Linked DNA regions of Mus musculus: region 2 is linked to region 1. The links are chromatin loops, found by intact Hi-C in ENCODE. Cell type or tissue: left cerebral cortex. All regions are shown on one strand. Each heading gives the region's core, and the rest is flanking DNA. Links, peaks and the distances in the headings are about the cores only. Region 1 overlaps Adcy8 (adenylate cyclase 8). Region 2 overlaps Adcy8 (adenylate cyclase 8).

What was found. Peaks named below come from ENCODE experiments on the same cell type or tissue, not always from the same donor. Only the 100,000 strongest peaks of a DNase experiment are listed, where the experiment ranks them.
Region 2: it touches region 1 in a loop (3-fold over the local background); 6 of 42 quality-filtered maps call a loop at or near these places.

Annotation. Positions count from the first base shown.
Region 1 is chr15:64,760,102-64,770,358 of GRCm38, forward strand. It overlaps Adcy8 (adenylate cyclase 8), which reads right to left. Exons shown (of 18, transcript NM_009623.2): 8 at 7,706-7,903. Among named protein-coding and RNA genes, the nearest start is that of Gm30752, 34 kb to the right of the region's middle. In left cerebral cortex, for the core only: a CTCF peak has its summit at 4,637 (motif pointing right); DNase peaks (open chromatin) are centred at 1,822 and 4,667.
Region 2 is chr15:64,898,005-64,908,261 of GRCm38, forward strand. The region is part of intron 1 of Adcy8 (adenylate cyclase 8); the gene reads right to left. Among named protein-coding and RNA genes, the nearest start is that of Adcy8, 19 kb to the right of the region's middle. In left cerebral cortex, for the core only: a CTCF peak has its summit at 5,372 (motif pointing left); a DNase peak (open chromatin) is centred at 5,341; H3K27ac peaks cover 192 bases.

The sequences.
Region 1 (10,257 bases), core at 1,163-9,162:
CATCTTAATAAGGGCTGGGTTTCTTCTCGGACCCTCTTTGAAACTTGTCATTCATACATGAAGAAGTAGACCTAAACACTTCTACTGTTTTAAGATCTACAAGGACAGGAGAAAGAAAAAAAACCTAAGAGAAACCGGATGTTACAAGAGAACCATTCCTTCAAAATAATCTTCAAAATGAGACCCTGAGGAAGATGAGGATGTGTCTGATTTAGGAAAAAAAAATGTAAAAACAACATCTGAGACCATTTGACTCAAGCTCCAAATTCCAAACAGGAATGGCACGAAGCAAGAAAATTCTGGTCATCTCTAAGAAAGATGTGCATGCTGGTTATTGTTCTAGAAGCCAACATCAGAACATCAGAACAGCGAGTTATTCAGGTTTCAAGCCTTCTTGGTCAAATGCCTCCCTATTTCAGTCATGGTAAATTAAGAGTCTATAGTAAGAGGAAAGAAGTGTCTGATACAATTTTACTAAAACCTGTTAACCCTCCACCTAACTTTTAAAGTGCACAGTCACTTAAGAGAAATTCTGAACACATATAAAATATCAATTTTACGCAGACAAAGGATTATCTAAAGAGGTTCTTGGGTGACAAATAGTAACTATCATGTAGCAGGAAATAGTAGCATTAAATGAATGTTTTGAAAGCATTCAGCTCAGACCTTGTTTCATATCATGAAAACTACAATAGTCTTTATTAAATAGAAATGAGCAAGATCTAAGAGCTGATTTATGTATAAAATGTGATGTTCCTCTCAATTTAACTTCACATGCCTTGCGTATTTGTAAGAGCTACCTTTTCTTTTCTTATGCTGTTTCAAACCATTCCGTTACGTAAGAAGTTCTTGACTGCTCACCTTTTTCTGCTTTCCGAATACAGAGCTCAGGATTGTTTCTATTCCCACTGTTTTAAGAAGAAATGTATTCTATGAATTTGTTTATTCACTTATTTGATGGACACATGTGCCTAGAGAGCTAGATCGATACAGCTGCCCTACTGTTAGCTTATCTCAGTGGTTTTTCCATGTGGCAAGGACATGTAGTGTATTATTTGTATATGTGTCTACACATGCATCTGTGTAGTGGGAAGGTAAAGGATCAAACAAACGAGTTTACATGTTACTCCTTTCTTTCCTTCAAATACTTTTTACTCTTTTTGTCCCTTCAAGGTCTTTGCCACATGAATCGCTTTGTAATCACTTCCCTGTATCATATCCTTTACCATCAATATCACAGAGATATTCTAAACTGCATGAAAAGCAGGCACTATAAATTGTAGGATTTTGCTTCTGTATTAATGGTAGTCTGGGATTAGGAGACATATTGAAATAGATTAGAATTCCATCTGTGTTGCCCTGGAAAAGGTACCCAGATTCTGAGGCTCACACCTGTCAGATGGTAAAGCTAGCACCTACAGAAAGGGTATTGTAACAATGCATGAGGTAATAAGTGTAAAATGTTTAAGATAGAGTCTGACATGACGGTAAATGATAGGTGAATATGCCTCCTTAAACATGTGCTACCTTAGAGCAGTTTATTGCAAACTCTGAGGCACATAAACGCTCAGTGGATTTCCCCTGCCCAAGAGCCTCACAGCTCATGGGCACTTTGGTCCCATTTTTTAGAATGGAAAGGTCAGTGACTGGCTCAAGGTCACAAAGTTAGAGTATAAATTCCATGAGAACAGAAGCTGTGGCTTTCTGTCTTTCTCCAGTGCGCAGAACAGGATGGATAGCAGAACACAGACAGGCAGAGCGTGAACTGAACCGATCAAGTGCTCTGAGTTATAGCAGATGGACTTGCTAGAAATAACAAGAAGGGAGGCTAGAAAGGCAGTTCTTGTGGGAATGTGAAGAAACCCATGTGTGAAAGAGATCAAAACATGTGAATGGCTTGTTCTCATAGGAAGAGACACAGCAGTGGGAGCTATTCAAACAAAAGATGCCCTTAAAAAAGGAGCTTGTCTTTCTCATTCTTAAGACACATCCTAGGAGCCAAGGCAGCCAATGTGTCTGCTCCAGTGAGCTTAGGGCATCATGGGAGTACCTTACTTAATGAGTGGCAAGTCAGTGCTAGATTAAGTGGGTAGAGGTTGGAATCCTGGTACTTTAGGATGCAGGATATATTAAGAGGGCATTACTGGCCCTCTGCCCAGCTTGATATGCCAAGTTACCTGGTCTAGTATGAAGGAGTGTGGTGGAATTACAGACGCTTCAGTAAGTGTCCAACTTTTATGTAGATTCCGGGATTCCAAACTCAGAGTTTTCTTTCGTGCACAGCCAGTGTCTTTACCCTGTGAGTCACCTTGCCAGCCCTTAATTTTCGTACTAACCCTTACAGACATCTGGTCATAATCATGTCAGCGAGGTGAAGTCCTTTGTCTTGCTTCATAGATCATATTGACAAAAACTGGGCTCAAGTCATGTTTACTAGGTGATCAGCTTCATGCTTTTTCTTCTTTTTCCTTTTAAAAAATGAAGACTGAATATCTTTGAACAAAGTAAGGGTTTTTTTCATGAGTCCAGAAAAGTCTATTGGAGTGACGAGAGACTATCCATCTGTTTCTGCTACTGTAAAATAATATGTAACTCTGTGCCTGATTTTATTTCCGAAGGGGAATTTGAATCAAGGCCTTTTTTTTTCCTCCTGATACAAGTATAAGCTTTACAGAGCTGTCAGAGTCCATACTGGCTCCAGTTGACCTAGGGACCTTTTGATACCAGCTGGTCTCAATCATGTCCGCTCAGCCAAATGACAAAGAAATATGGCTGAAAATTAAAACAGAACAAAACAAAACAAAATCCTCCAAAAACATGTCTCAAATTCATATCCCCTGGCAAAATCAGATTCTTAAGGACAATTGACCAGCAGGCACTTGCATCTCATACAAGATCACAAAGCAACTCTGCAGTGTGCAGAATGAAGAGTTTTACAGAAAGAGGCTTTCTTAAAGACAGAAGTCTCAGAAGCACACAGATGATGTCAGAGTTGGAAGGAGGAAGAAAATCTGATTTTCACCAAGTTGATTTTATTTTAATGCCTCACCCACTAAAATGCCAACACCGGAAGTCAAAATGTCCAACTGATTACAGGATGTCCAGTAACATATTCTTGTCTTTACTCAGCATGAAGACCTTGCCCCATCCTATTGCTTATGGAACACCACACTTAGTTCTTGCAAGTAAGTGCCCATGCTACTCAACTCTCCCAAGGCTCTAAAGGTCTTTTGTTGGCTTCTATGTCTGGGGACATCTGCCTGTAATTGGAATTATCTGCCATCTCCTTCCTAACCTTCATTCAGAGCAAGTCTAGTTCCAGTGGTGAATGAGGACCAGAAGCTGAGACATACTACCGTCCTGTAAGAACTCTAGAAACAGAAGGGAGCAAGAAGGACAAGTTCCTCACTGGAAAGCAAAGCCTCTCAACTTCCAAAGCAAATGTGAGAGCCTTAATAAAGGGAGTTAAGACAAGGGGCGCTACCCAAAGACAAAACCTGAAGAGCAAAAGGAATACAAAAAGACCTTCAATCCCAGTCACAATCAACATAAAAAAAGCAATAAGGAGATTTTTTTTCTATAAAATTGATGATTTTGAGGAAGTCTAGATATCATCTTCAGAGAAATTTCAGGGCATATATGAAATAGTGAATTCCCAAGTGAGGATCAAGGAGAATTTAGTTTTCCCTCCTGAAAATCTACTGAATGAGATCGGATCAAAGCCCACTCCTGTTCTTTAGTTTATCATTTGTAAAATACATCCTGAGATAAGTGATGGGAAGTGCAGCCACCCTCCTGGATCATTGTACCCGAGGTCCTTCTTCATTTTCTTGTTTTATGTGTGTTTATGTGGTTCTATGGTATATGTAATCAAAGGACAATATTGGATGTAGGTCCTCACCTTTCTCTGGTTTGAGATAGTGTGTCTATTTTGTTTGACACTCCACACACCAGGCTGTTGGCTTTAAGGTTTCTGTGGATGCTCTTGTCTACACCTCCCGTCTTGCCCACAAGCATTGGAATTAGGGGGGCCTGTTACCATGCTTGACTTTCTGTAGATCCTGGGGATTTCACTTCAAGTCGCCACACTTGGGTGGCAAGTGCTTTGCTCACTGAGCCATTTCTCTAGCTCTTTGTCCATTTTCTTATTCATACAACAAGTACTTGTGCAACACTACAAAGCACACAAAAGCCTGGTTGCATATGATACTGTTGATGGACGTATCAGTCCTTATAAGTCACGGCCAGGTAATGTCTGAATGGCATGTCTACACATTCCAGTGTAGCTTTGTTCTCTGTGGCTGACTCGTAAAGGCAGGGAACTAATCCTCATTCCTGCTTATTTCTGTTGTCTAAGCAGAGTGGAACCTTTCCTTCCATACAAAATTGCAAGGGTACAATCAATGTTTCCATGTCCATTTTTCTTTCAGAGAACATGCTTTTACGATCAAAAGAGGTTTCGCAATTATAAATACTCCAGATATTTAGAAATGCTAAAAAATATGCACATTTTTACTTAAAATGTGAATTTTTGGTAGCATGAGCATTTAGCCACCTCTGAAATCAGGGTGTCTTTTGCTGTCTTGGGACTCTTGAAATCGGGAGATATTTTTCCATGGAGGTGTGTGATTGTTTCTTCCAGTCACCAGGTGGCAGTATCAACCAGGGTCGCCTTAAGTTCTGACAGAGGTTTTTCACACAGACTGAATTGGGGCAAAGCTGTGTAGATTTATTTGAAGTTTGGATCGTGAGGCATTCTTTCCATTTATCTTCTCACTGACAGAATTAGGAATGTGGGTTCTTCACTGTGCTACGTGTTGGGTGGATTTTATTTCCTGGTCATCATTGTCCTGAGTGTGCTAGCCCAGCTGTGTGTGTGTGTGTGTGTGGTATGTATGTGTACGTGTACATGTGTGTGTGTGTGTATGTGTGTGTTGTGCATGCTTCTTATAAACTCCTAATATGGTATAGTTTTTAATATCTGAATAATACATAGAAGATAGAGTATCATTGGATCAATGACTGATTCCCTAGAGTCAATAAAATATGGCTCATGCCTTTGGATTTCTATGACCAATGCTTAACCTCTTGAAATGTCAGTGTTCCTTTTGTGAGTGCGAGAGCAAAGTTTTCTCTAAGGATGCAATAAGCCTACATATCCTACCGATGCTATTCTTGGATCATAGCATACCATGCTTTCAGAATCTTGCCTTTATTTTGCTAGGCTTTAGGACATTTTCCTACGGAAACCCTTGTCTTTTGCCTCTTCCATCCAAAGTTTACGAAGGATGAGGGTGGACAGGCTTGTCTTCTTCATAAAAGCACCAGGAGGAGCAAGCCCCAGGAATCTGAGCAGAGACTGAGATATGAGCAAGAGCACTGGCCTTTGAATCTTAGTGACTCTCAACCTCAGTCCCCCAGGCTTCTTTACTGCTTCTCTCTGTCCCTTTTGAATAAGCATCTGCCTTATTATGTTGTTTTAGTCATTTTATACTTTCTGCTGTAGATACATAGCTGAAGCCATGTCTATGCTCAGCAGTAACTTACTCTCCAAAGAGGATCTGTGACTGAGGAATGGCTCTGGAACCTAAGGGAGGGTACTAAATGTCTCCTGAAGCATGCTCCCCTGCCCTTTACCCTGAGACCCACAGAGCACATGCTAGATGACACATAGCTGGATCATCCATGGGCAAATCCCCACGTATACTAGAGTACCACCCTCTAACTGTTCTGGAAGAGGCTTAGATAACTCAGACTCAAACATGCTTTTCCTGCCACTGATCCATTTTCATTCTAGTATCAGGGAGCTGCAGGTAAGATGCAGAAACTGTTAGCTAAAACACACTAGATAATACAGTCTGCAGGAGTTAGGGTGAGAGAGAGGCAAGTGCACTTTTAGCATGAATGAGTAAAGGGTTTTGCTCACTTCTGGGCTAAACTGTAATGTCTATACAGGCTAATTATGAAGATTCTCTGAAAATTCCCTCTGCTCATTATCCTAGTTCCTTTTGTAGAGTATCCAGAAGACAAAATGATTTTAATTTTGGCATGTAAGCCCTTAATTATATTATGAATAAGAAAAATCACACCTGCTATTTGGGGGGGATGTTGAGTGAGGAAAATGTTTGTTTCTTTCCTTTTTTTTTTGTGCATAGACACAATGGAATCTGAACTAGGAACTGAAGGTGGAAGGTATTCATGTTAGAGTTTGCTGTCTGTAGGTAGGGATCAGAGAATCTCATTGAGAATGGGGCCGGTAAGTTATAACAGGGCATGTGCACACCATTGTGAATTCTCCTAACTGGGAAAAGCACAATCTCCAGGCAGCTGAATAAACTCATAAAGGAATCGTTAACAGGAGCTTCATGAAATAGTGGGTCAGGCTCCTGAAATTTGCTGCAAGTACCCTGCTGTTCTTGCTGGAGGCTCCTGCAGATGTGAAACACACCCTGGGCTCAGCTAAGGAAAAATGGTCTGCTCTTGGCAATGAAAGGGAGCAGTTGACTGAAGCAATATACCCCACCTATCTTTGCTTCTCCCCAGTACAGGTTTGAAATAGAAGAAGGAAATAGAGAATGTCACCAGCACAGTGACAGCTTGCCATATTTGAACGATTTGCCTAAGCAAGGCATTGTCTTGGAGACTATCATAATAACTTGTGTGATGGTTTATGACTGTCAAATTGACAGGATGCAGAATCATCTAGTCTGGGAAGTGCAGAGCATGCATGTGAGGGACTATCTACAAATGTTATCCTTGGGACACACATGGGCTTTTATTGACTAAGTTACCTGAGTAGGAATAGTCACTCTATCTGTAGGTGACACCTACATGAACTGGCTTCCTGAACCAAATATGAAGGTGAAAAGGAGCCAGACCTTAACATTGACTGCACCTTTCTTCCTGACTGTGAAGGTAATATGACCATCTGCTTCAAGCACCCTGATTTCCTTACCACGATGGACTGAACCTTGAACTGTGAATCAAAAGAAATCCTCTCTTCCTTCACTGCATTGCCAGTTTTTACTTATTTATTTATTTTTTAAGTCACAAGAACAAAAAGTAGCCAGACAACTTGTGACTGAGGCATGTATAACGACCTCCTTTTACGGAAGGGAGTGCAGGCTCGGAGATGTCATTTTTCTTATCAGAGGTCACGCAGAAAGGAAGTAGCAAGGGAGGGGTTAAGCTTGACTCACAGTCTATGGTTTACTATCAAATTTAGATAGAGGATTAAGTCTGATCCAATACAGCAGACATGTGAAAAATCAGACAGTGTTTAAGATATAAGTGATACCGGGCTCAGTGCTTACATTTACATCAGGTTTTGAGAATCCATGTATGTTAAACTATCAGGGTTACAATGGAAGTGAATGCAAAGGCTTAGCAACACTACTTGGCTTTACTGACTCAAAGTGGAAGAAACCCTTTTGATGCTTACTGAGTCAAGGCGTCTTTGTTCCTTTGGCATCTTTCCCTTAAAGTGCAGAGACGAGGCTTTCTTTATCTAATGAGTATCTCCCTTCATGGCCTTCAGTTTACTCATTATTTCAAAGATCATAAGGAAAAAAAAAACCCAATCAAACCAAACCAAAGGAAGAACAGAGAAAGCAAGACCACAGCCCTTGTGCTCTCTAATCCCACCAACATTGACAGTAATTTACTTCAGAAAAAAAAAAAAGCCACTGTGGAGACTCGGTTCTACCTTGTGCTCCAGGCTGGAGTCTTTAAACATCAGTGAGAATGGCTTGATATGCTCTCTTCTCAACTTATCGCCACTCCGCAAGTCGATGGTATGCTCTATTCTCTTGTTAATTTCCTCAGGCCCAGACTGGACATGCAAAGCTTGTGCGAGATGGTTTGGAAGCAGATTTATTGAATTTCTTGTTAGGGCAGCCAGAGTCTAGAGGGAAAGCACATGCAGATACAATAAACCTGCTAGTCCCCTTAGGATCCAAAAGAAACGCAATGTTGTTTTAGATCATGTTGCATTGCATACAGTCACAGCATCCCATGCACTTGTATTCAGTGGAGCCTACCACATGTGATCAGTTAGCAGCCTTTGGTTCAGAGAAACACAACCTGGCAAAATGTCACAGGGAGAGGAGTGATCTCTTCCCTCTGTGTGGCTGAATTCCTTTGGTTTGAGGCATTTAGGGAGCTGTTGCCTGAGAAATGGGAGTCACCACTGTTTCTCTAACCTGGCACATCCCAGGTATGAGAGAAAGAGAACCAATAAGTAACAGAAAGTCTGTGTATCCAACAATCTCAGCAAAGGGATCTTTTCCCACTGAGCAGATTCTACACTTTGATGAGGTCATTCACCCAATGGTGATGAGAAGACTCAGTGTGCTTCCTGATTGGCAGTTTCATTTTAAGCATCTCTCAGACACAGACAATCATATGTGCCAGGCTCTGCTTCTCAAACTTGACAAATATTAATACAGTTTTTTTTACACATAGAAAGTTTTCTTCCAAGACAAACCATTATATATCTATATTGTCATATAGATATATGTATAATATTCTTTAGGCAAAAAAAAAATTCGAGCAATTTCAGCATCTCACTGTTTCCCAGGATTACACAGCATGAGGTGGAGAAAGATGTACCGCCATGGCTGGTAATTGGACATGGGGACATGGATGCAGAGATTGCATTGGCTCATGAGGACATGTCAGAGATCTTGTCTCCTGGTGACTCAACCGCCACTGATAAAAATCAACTGGCTGGCTGTAGCCAAATGCAATACTCACTCACAGCTCCAACTTAAGATAGCTTATTAAAGAAAACTTAAAATTAAATCAAAGTATAAGTTGGCCTAAAGGGATAGAGGAGTAGAGGAGTTCCATCCAGCATCAAGGATTTCCCTGAGTGAAGAATGAGGCTGTGGTACATCTATGAGGAAGTATAAACCCATAGCCTCTGTTTGCCTCTGCCAGCCTCTTAATTTAGCTACTCTTGGAACACAGGCTAGGCTGACATCAAATTATAGATCATCTCAGGAAAGCACATGAAGGGTGGTGGAGAATTTTCAGATCCTCTGGCCTCTATCTTTCATGCATCAATCACCTTAGAGATACTTGATCAAGAGCTATGACTTTCTCAAATCTGAGATGAACCCACTGACTTTAGGAATCATGGACTCTGGCCTCTTTGAAGTCATATAGTCCTTTGAAGGAAGTAGAGACCAATGTTGCAGAAAATTGGACATCAGGCTCCAGAGGGCTAGATTTCCCGAGAATCAATGTGGTTATGCAACCAAGGAAGCTGAAATGGTTTTCCCTCAGTGGATCTCCTATTTGGTTTCATAGGCAACAATTCTTCCCATGTACTTTGGATGTAACATACTTTTCTGCCTTGGAGAGGAAGTGGAAGGGATACTCAGGTTGTCTCTGTCTGGACATTCATTATGACTGAGGGATACCAGAACTCTCCTCAGAAGTGCTTACAGCTGGAATCCAACAGTTACAGTATACACATGCATTTGTAGTGACACACCTCCATTGCTGTAGATAATTTTAATTTTCTTACAGATTGCCTTCTCTTGATTAAATCAAGCATATCCACTCTACTAACCCATCATACCTGAAGCTCTAACACTCCAGGATTCACAGGGCAGGCAAGTTTCAAAACATGTTTTGGGGACAGATTTGTTACAACAGCAATGTTGACCACAAGTACAGATTTAGGGCAATTGTACTCAATGAAAGATTAACATTAAATCAACTCAAAAAGACGAGCACCATTATTTCATAAAAAGAAGGGCTTGGACTTCTTTTCCTAACAAAATGACAGTCTTGGAAACAAGGATAAGCTTGAATTAATTAATTAACTGTTAACTGCTTTCTAGTAAGGCTGCGGATCAAACCCAGCACTTTGCACACATCAGGTAAATGCTCTTTTATTGAGCTATGTGCCAAATGAACACAAGCAATTAGGTAACTTTTATACTTTGCCTTTATTTCTTCTCAAGCTGATACGGGCTCATGAAAAATGTCATCCGGAACTGATGCTAATCTATAAGAGGCCTTGGAAACTCGGGGTGAATTTTGTTGGTTGCTTGCTGATCAGAGGATTCTATGTCATTGACCACTTGTATAAGGCAGTGACCAATGAAATATTTCCTGCTCAGAACCCCCTACATGGTCCTGGATATCAATGAGATATTTGTTCCCAATGAGAATAAATTTGTTCTCATCCCTCTTTTCATTTATCAGTACTATGAAGATGTAGGTACTAGCTGGGAAGGAGACACT
Region 2 (10,257 bases), core at 1,493-9,492, 140 kb after region 1:
TGATATAACTTTGCAAACGTCTCTCCGCTGTTTTCTTTTATAGGGGGAGAGGGACCAAGACATTCCCCAGCTCTTCCTTCTCATGAATATAGAAGAGAGAGGGGTTCTAGAAGGATGTGCTAACTAAGGATGGACACTGGCTCCCATCTACGGCAGGAACTAAACATTAGCACTCTGTCAACAAGGCTTTAGCATATCCATGCCTTACTCATTCAATGTTCCAATCAAATAAAATGTTCTTCCAAAATTTAAGTGCACAGTGCTTATGAGTAAGTGCAAAGTGACTTGGCCTATAACGCCGAGCTGTGTACCTTGTGACACATTCAGTAGTAAAAATATAATGGGAGCTAGGAACATAAAATGGTAAAAATATAAATGGAAGCTAGGAACATAAAATCTTTCCAGCCAGTGATGAGTCAGAGCAAACACTATTCTGCTAACAATCTTTAAAATAAATATGTTTATTTTATAATTGAATCTAAATGTTGGCATTTGACACAGCTCTGCTTATTTTTACTTATCTTTAGGAAGTGGAGTAATTAATGACTCCTTTCCAGGACTGCCACAAGGTGAAACAAAGTCACATCTGGAAGAGTCTCACCACTGTGCCTGCTACCTTCACAGATCACTCTAATGATCTGTTTCTGGGATTTAGGTCTCAGCTCTGGCTCTTTCTGGTGGGGAAATACTTAAATCTACTTAATGTTGCTGAACCTCAGGCTCTTCATATGTTAACAGTAATGCTGCTGGTTTCTACTTCACAGGCTGTTGTGAGTGAGTTAATTACTTAACTCTCTGACAGATGATGAGCAGTCAGTACATGCTAGCTGCTGCTGTAAATGTTAATTTCTTTCTGATCTTTTCGGTGTGGGTCTATGTGCCATAACTTTTCTGGATTCTATAACTATTGTGACAGTGGCCTTTACTGCACAGATTGGAACACAGTATCACAGAAGAAGTGATGGACACGTACCTGCAATGTCTTAGGCACACTCTCTTGTGTGAGTACATACTACAGATCAAGAGAAAGGACAATCATATAAATCGTCAAACTTGGGAAACTGATTTGTAGAAGGCACCCTGTTAAACTCAGGGTCCATAAAACTCTAGGCTCTCAGGATGTGTTAGTCAACGAGAAAAGACTATACCCTTTCTTATGGAGACACAGAAAGTAAAGAATAAAGTGATTTTTACTTTCTCTGTACTAGAAAAAAATGTGTTGTGTAGCTTGTGACTATTTAAGAATGAGAGAAAATGTCAGTACAACTATTCACAGAAATACATTTCTTTATTCATCCCTCAATAAATAGAAAAGTATTTTCCTATGCACCTGCAATGTTCCTGGTCCTGCTGTAGACACAATAAAACATGGCCATAATTTCCAGTTTCCAGCAAGAGGAGACAATACACATTTTTATATCAAACTAAGGTAATGAGGAGTATAAGAGAAGAGTAGCTAGGGATTTATAAGGAGAGAGGTCACAAGCATAATTAAGTATCTAAATGTAGATGACCCCACTGGGTGGATGACTCAAGCCAGATCCTGAGGAAATCACATGGACCTCTTTGAGCAGAGGGAATGGTTATGCCTGGTATGTGTAAGAGCAGACTGGGATGTTTAAGTATTTCATGGAAAGAAGGCTGGAGTATAGCAGTTATGGAGAGAATAAGATGAGCTGTACAAAGTGGATATAGGGACAGAGAAGGATTCTTTGGACCACTTTGCAACATCCACTTCAGCCAGTACAAAACTATAGTACTATTAGAACAGAGGGTTCCAACTTCATGAAATTCTGGGATCACATCTCACAGAGTCATTGGTCCATGTACCAGAGCTGGCAAAATACAGAATGGCAGGAAGGCTTCCCCTAGACTTCTTTCTGAAACTTCTTTGGACAAAAGTCAGATCCTTCTGGTCTATTCAAGATATTGGAACCAAAATTCCTGCTTTGATTAAAACAGGCTTGGGGGACCTTAAGAATTTCACCCAGCTTGGAACATCAATTCTTCTGAAGGCAGAGCAGGCAGGAATCTGAATCAGGTGAGTAGAACCATTCCAGCTGAGATTCCTGGCTCCTACTCTGAGTCGGTTTTCTCCAGACAAATGCCTTGGTTTTTTTAATGGAAAAAATTTCATTCATTCATTCATTCATTCATTCATTCATTCATTCATGTGGTATGTAACTTGTGTTAGTTAGTTCTCTCCTTCCACTATATGTATCCAAGAATCAAACACAGGCTATCAGGCTGAGTAGCAGGTACCCTTACCTATTGAGCCATCTCACTAGGCCATGACTTTTGAGTTTATGGACAGGGGAAAATGTTTTCATAATTGTTTTTTATGACTTGGCATAAGAAAAGCTGGAAAACCAGAGGTGAGTACTCTATATATATGCTGCAATGTTCAGGGGCAGCACCAGGATATGCTATACACTTGCCCTGGAGAGCCAGCCATTGGTGCATAGATGGTTTTCTCATTTTAACCCAATAGTCAATTCTTTGTTCCACAGAGTTACTAAAGTATTGAAAACAAAGTTTGCCATGTAAGATTATAAAACCCTTACTGCGAGATAAACAATGTAGAATTGTAGCCTGAAACTGTTTCAGAGTTTAGAAACCTTCCAGCAAACTGGGGAGACAGTTCATTTAGATAATTACTTGCCTTACAAGTTGAAAAATCTGGTTAAATCCACAGATCCCATATCTTGAAAGACAGCTGTAGTAGAAAGACTTAATCCTGGTGCTGGCGAGGTAGAGACAGACATCTATCTGGAGCTCTCTGGATAGCTAGTCTAGCCTACTTGTGAATGAATTCCAGGCCAGTGAGAGATCAGTCTCAACAACAAAGGTGCTAAATACCCAAAGAATGACACAAGGTTTTAACCTCTATCTGTATTTATGTCTCCCTGTCTCTCAGTGTCTCTACATATCTCTGTCTCTGATTTCTCTCTCTCTCTCTCTCTCTCTCTCTCTCTCACACACACACACACACACACACACACCTTTTCAGGACATTGTTTCCATTGTTTGGTGTATAATATTGAGGCTATTATTTTTCCATATGTATATATAACCATCTTGTATGTAAAAGTATAAAATGTATTATAAATTCTAGAGATGTGGTTTTTAGATATGAGTGCTCTGAGTGGGTCATTCAGAGTAAATGTTGATTCTAGGGGGAGAAGTGGGTTTTGAAATACATGTTCTACTTCAATATTTAATCAAAACAGCGACTCAATGTAATTCCAACACTGTCTCCTTTAACTATTAATATTTTGAAAGGTCAAAAAGAACGTGCAAAGAAAGAGAAGTAGTTCTAAAAAAAAAAAAAAGCCTTTTAGTAAAATGTGCCAAATGTCTTAGAAAATTGATGTGTCAATGTACTGTTCTAGCATTTTAGTTGCATGACATCACCATATAAGTTGAAAGTTATCAAATGCATACATTTTTATTAATTAAGCTACCTGTTAGTACTTTGCCCAGAGTCTGATGTCAACTTTTCAGTGGCTGGTTATTCTAACCTCCCTAGTGGTTCTATTTGCTCATTCAATAAAAATCCACTGAACATCTGTGCTCTGGGAATTGTTCTTAGGACTGGAGAAGTGTCAATAAATTACAGAGTCCAAGTCCATACATCACAAACTTTCATTGCAAGCCGCATAAGGTTAAGTAGCCTTCATTAGGTTAGAAACTGTTTGTGGAATTTTCTGTATCAACTCTGTTTATTCTCACACTTTTTTAAAAAAATAAAATTCATGTGATAATCTCTTCCATTTTACTGAGGGTTATATAGGCTAAGTATCATGCTAGATAAATGAGTTTTGGTGTCAGGATCCAGATCCTACTAAGCTGATACTAGAATACGTGTTATTATTAATTTTGCCAGACCATTTTCTTCTTTTTGAGGTGAAGTGTAGGAGAGAAATTTCCTGAAGTTTAAAATGTTGTGAAGTTATGAATTTGAGTTTATATTTTTTTCTAGTATTGGCGGTCTATCTTTATAATTACCCAGTTTTTCAGTAGTTTTAAATATTATCTTTATTGGCTCTTCTAAAATGAATTCTTTTGTAGGCGTCTCAGCCTAAACTGATATGTCTTCTGTCTCAGATACTACAGGAAAGTTAAGGGACTCATTTTTCTGTCTTCTATACATAATCCAGTTAGCATCAAATTCTTCTTCATGAAGATAACAAATGATGCACTTTTATTTATTATGTAAGTCTTATTGAGATCCAGCAGCAGACATAAAAGCAGTAAGACAATAATAATTACATTTAATAGAATGGATGCTTGCTTACCTCTTAAATGGTAACATCTATTTAAAGCTTTGGAAACCACAAGTTCTGTTACAGGACACAAGCTATTAAAAGAAATGTTATCACCTTGGCACAGGAATTTTGCGTGGGATTCTTGGAGTTACAATTTGGCAGATCCATTAGGTCATCTTATTTTGGTGCAATTCTTATTGAGCTTGGTTCTGAAACTGTTTAATCTGCAAACTTTAGCCTTCCCTAGCATTTGAACAGGAGAGAAACACCACGAACTTGGAAGAACCTAATTGAACCTAAGTTTAATTTCCTAGACATTGAAATTCTTCAGCCAGAGCAGTGTAGTGGATCACACTTGTATCCTCAGCAGAACAATTTGAGTTTATGGTCAGCTGGAGACACATATGGGAGATACACACACACACACACACACACACACACACACACACACACACACACCACAGAATACCACACACTCACAATCAGTACTGAACAATAGCCTTGGGCATTCCTACTCTTTTGTTCTTAAATAGTTATCAATCATAGAGTACTAGTAAGGTTTTGGTGAATAAACAAACCTGTACACTGTCTTCACTGTGCTTCCTATATGATATCAAAGTCAGATATAACAGGCAGGAAGAGAGGGAAAGAGAATGAGAGAAGGGACTAGGGAGGGAGAGAGGAAAGGAAGAAGAGAGACTAGGAGATTATACGAGAGGAGGAGTAAAATGAGAAAGAAGAGAAGGAAGGAGGAGGAGGTAAAGAAGGAGAAGGTGAAGCACACTGAAGCAGACTGAATAAGCATTAGCATCAGCAGCAGGAAGAGGAGGAGAATGGAAGGAGAATGGATTAGTTAGAAGAAAAAAGAAATAAAATAATAGGAATAGAGAGGAAATGGGAGCTGATACGGAGGAAGGGGTTTCTAAGGGGGATAAAAAGGTTTAGAGTACAATTAAGTTGTGACAGAAGAGAAGACATCCTTGAGAAATTGCTCTCCTTGAGGACTCAGGCAGCAGAGGAGCCGAAGGCATGGGTGTTTCCGGTGATCTGAGTGAAACACTGGGTTGAGGAATGAGAGTGTGATGAAGGATGGCACCATCTGGAGGACACAGAGCCAGTAGTAAGATGAGCAACCCGGCAAAGAGCAATGAGAAATTAACATCATTTTCTTGAACACCTAACACATTGCAACAGGGAAAGATCCAGTGCTGTCCCTGGTAAATTGGAATTGGAAGGGGAAGGAATAGATACTGCAGGGGTTTTTAAATTTTATTTTATTTTATTTTATTTTATTTTATTTTATTTTATTTTATTTTATTTTATATTTTATTAGCACATAGCAGAAGGAGCAGCGATCAAGCTAGACAGGGGAAGACTAACCATAGAGATAGACAGGGATATGTGGCGGGGATACTCCTTTTAGCTTTCAGGCTTGGCCTACTGCAGGAGTAGAACAGAGAACCCTATGTTCACAAAATCAGGCCCAGGAGAACAAGTTTGAGGAAATAGCCTGATACAGTGTATAACATCTCTCTGAGATGTAGAATATTTCTTAGACTTCCTTTTACAGTCTGATTTTTTTTATGCAGCTAGCCAATTATTTGTAACTCCTAGAAGAATCCCAGAATCACAAGCTCCAAATTGTAGAGGATGTTAAAAAATATGATTTTGTTCAAACCATCCTCCTTTGCACCAAATCCCTGGCCAGAAGCATCTGGCTTCTGCTGAGTACCTCCAGGGATGAGTTTTTAATCTCACAAAGCCTGGTGCGCTTTCAAAGATTTATAAATAGGAAGGCATTTGTTTCTTCCCCTGGGAAATAGTCCCACCTGTCTCCAGCCACTACTGTTGCCTTGCATTTATTCTAGTGATATAAATTATACATCAGATGGAGCAACATTTGATCTGGTTCTTTCTGGTCCCCAAATCTCACATACACAGTAAAAAGAAAACAGAAGTCCCAAACACCCAGGACATGAAAATGGCTGTTTGTTTTCTCTTAGACATTAGATAAACCAGTATAGGATAGAAAACTTTTAATTTATCTCACAGACTAGCTGATGATCATTCAGAGAATACACCATGATTACATCATAGTCATTATTGATTAGAAATCATATTTACATGTTAGTAATGAGAACTAAAATAAAATGGACTAAATAAACTAGGAGTATAATTTGTTCAAAACTCCTAGTTGAGTGTGGTGGTACCCACTGGAAAGCCCAGGACTTAGAAGATTAAGGACAGAGGATAATGAGTTCCAGGGCAGCCTGGGCCACATAGTAAGTCTAACATCTGTCTTCACTTTGTCTCAAGCACAAACATAAAAAACCATGAACATATGCACACATGTGCTCAAGAATAAAACAAACATAGTATATTGTTGGTATAATGGCCTAAAGGTACAATCGATTTTCTAAGACACATTTTTCGTTTTGTTTTGTTTTGTTTTTTTTTTTTGTTTTAGTTTTTGTTTTAGTTTTTTGTCATCTACTGTAATCTGTGTGGCCTCGAGTTCTCTTTATGGTCTATGATAGTTAGTGGCTCTTTGGGAAGTAATGGAACTTTTCGGTCATAGAGCCTTGCTGGAAGAAGTGAAACCTCAAGGAAGGTGCCAAGAGTTTATAGCCTCACCCAACTTCATGTTCGCTTTCTCTCTTTCTGTGTGTAGATGGAGATAAGATCTCTCTGCTTCTTGCTCCAGCTGCCTGTGGCTTGCTTTCCTTGTTATAAAGACCCTCCCTCTAGAACCATAGGTCAAAATACACTCTCTTTTCTATAGGCCACTTTTGGTCATGGTGCTTTATTGCAGCAACAGAAAACAACTCATAATCCATGGGTATTCAGAATAAAAAAGAACCATTTTCCATCTTGAAGCCTACCAACCAATAGCAACATCAGCACTACAAAGTAATTATCAAATGTGAATGTGTTCTACCTGCCTCTATTTTAAGAATGCTGAAGTATTTGGTGGGAAAATATCTAGAAGGTTTTTTCTAACATGTTTCTCAAACATCACAATGTAGGGACTTGGTGATGCTTAGGTGGGTCAATGGACCAGAAGTGGCAGGTGGCATGGAAGGGAGCCATGAGGACCTCTTTTTCTTTATACAGTATGGCACTCTCCCTTAAATCTTTTTAATACTTGATTTAGTTTGCCAGGCAATCTGCTGCTATTGCAAATCTCACTTTATTCATGCCATTTGTTAGATGTAAGTTTTTCCTTCTATGGATTTTCCTCTGATTTTATTGGGAATATACTATTTTGGTGTCGCTTAGTTTTTCTTTTGATATTGGGATAGATCTGCAATTTGAAATATGCCCATTCGCATGAGAAAGGCCTGATAGAGTAAACTTCATTGTCTGAATCTTTTTCTTCTGGATGCTTTAAACCCAGTGATCTTAACCTGATGACTAGTCAGATCTTTCCTGCAATATATTAAATAGAAACTTGTTATCTGAACTACTTTGCATAAGGAAGGACTTCTCTGCACAGATCTATAGGAAGACACAACAGCGCTAAATGATAGCTAAATAATTCCTCTCCCTCTCCCTCTCCCTCTCCCTCTCCCTCTTCCCCTCTCCCTCCCTCTCTCCCTCTCCCTCTCCCTCTCTCCCTCTCCTCCCCCCTCCCCCTCCCCTCCCCCTCTTTCTGTAAAGAATGTTCTAGATAAATGGCAATGGAGGCATCCTCATGACCGGTACTTCTGTGTATGAGAGGAACGGAAGAACATGCTGCTTGATGTTTAGTGGTTATCTTCTCACCCTGAGATGTGGATCATGACTTGTATGCATGGATACTGGCATTGTTTGGGATGGTACAAATGTCCTGTTTCTTTCATCTACAATTTATGTGATCAACAGTGGGATGTACCCTATGAACAATTGTTCTGTGTTTCGCCAATTACTGAGGAAGGCACTCTGCTGTTCTATGCCACTCCAAACTCTCGTTGTTTTTTGTTTGTTTTTTAATATTTATTTATTTATTTATTTATTTATTTATTTATTTATTATTAGGTATTTATTTCATTTACATTTGCAGGATCCTCCAGTAGTACTATGTCCAATTTTCTGAGGAACCACCAGACTGATTTCCAGAGTGGTTGTACAAGCTTGCAATCCCACCAACAATGGAGGAGTGTTCCTCTTTCTCCACATCCTCGCCAGTATCTGCTGTCACCTGAATTTTTTATCTTAGCCACTCTGACTGGTGTGAGATGGAATCTCAGGTTGCTGAACATTTTTTTCAGGTGCTTCTCAGCCATTCGGTATTCCTCAGGTGAGAATTCTTTGTTTAGCTCTGAGCGCCCCCATTTTTTAATGGGGTTATTTGATTTTCTGGAGTCCACCTTCTTGAGTTCTTTATATATATTGGATATTAGTCCCCTATCTGATTTAGGATAGGTAAAGATCATTTCCCAATCTGTTGGTGGCCTTTTTGTCTTATTGACGGTGTCTTTTGCCTTACAGAAGCTTTGCAATTTTATGAAGTTCCATTTGTTGATTCTCAATCTTACAGCACAAGCTATTGCTGTTCTACTCAGGAATTTTCCCCCTGTGCCCATATCTTCGAGGCTTTTCCCCACTTTCTCCTCTATAAATTTCAGTGTCTCTGGTTTTCTGTGGAGTTCCTTAATCCACTTAGATTTGACCTTAGTAAAGGAGATAGGAATGGATCAATTCACATTCTTCTGCATGATAACCGCCAGTTGTGCCAGCACCATTTGTTGAAAATGCTGTCTTTTTTCCATTGGATGGTTTTAGCTCCCTTGTCAAAGATCAAGTGACCATAGGTGTGTGGGTTCATTTCTGGGTCTTCAATTCTATTCCATTGGTCTACTTGTCTGTTGCTATACCAGTACCATGCAGTTTTTATCACAATTGCTCTGTAGTACAGCTTTAGGTCAGGCATGGTGATTCCACCAGAGGTTCTTTTATCCTTGAGAAGAGTTTTTGCTATCCTAGGTTTTTTGTTATTCCAGGTGAATTTGCAGATTGCCCTTTCCAATTCGTTGAAGAATTGAGTTGGAATTTTGATGGGGATTGCATTGAATCTGTAGATTGCTTTTGGCAAGATAGCCATTTTTACTATATTGATCCTGCCAATCCATGCCAAACTCTCTTTGTTAAAGGATTCATTTCATCACTCAGCTTTTTGTCACTGTTGTTTATTAGGTTCAAATTCTTTCTTATTCATTTATACAAAGAGACATTGGCAAAAGGAATCTAAATGTCATTTGGTTATACGCGAAATGACTAAGCTATAGCAAGATGAAGTGGGTTCCTCAAAGCCACCTTGTCTCTTTCCTGGGGGAGCTGCAGACAAATAAAACTCCATAGACACCATGTTCCCAATATAGATATTCAGGGTGAATAAATGGCAGATCAATCATTGTTGAGTAATGTTGACATAAAATAGCTTGCTGATCACAGCTAACACACGTTTTAAAATCCTGACAAGTGCTACAGTGTCACTAATCAGATATTCAAAAGAAACAATTGTCTGTCAATTAAATATCACAGTCATCAGTCTCTCCAAAACAAATTCAGTGACTACAGTGACTCATGGTCTTACAGCAAATAACCGTATTGCAGCTCAACCAGCAGAAGAATTAAATATTACAAACCCTATAGTAAGTTGCTTTTGCTCAGTTATTTCTCATGAGTGATGGCTTTAGACTCTCAAGGTCAAAGATGTTCAGATGTTGTATTTTCTATAAGAATTGCCATTGTCTGATTTAGGAAATCAAATACCCAAAACAAATATAAAACCCCATATCCATGTTAATTATAATTCCATTTCACAGTATTTGGATTTTTTTCTTCTTTTCATAGGTAGAGTTGTGTGTGTGTTTATGAGTTGATGAGTGTGGGTGAGACGTGTATGAATGTATATATGGAGACCCCAGATTGATGTCAAGAAAACTTTATATTCTTGGAGGTAAGGTCCTCTCACTCAACCCAGAGTTCCCTGAGAGTATCACTAGCC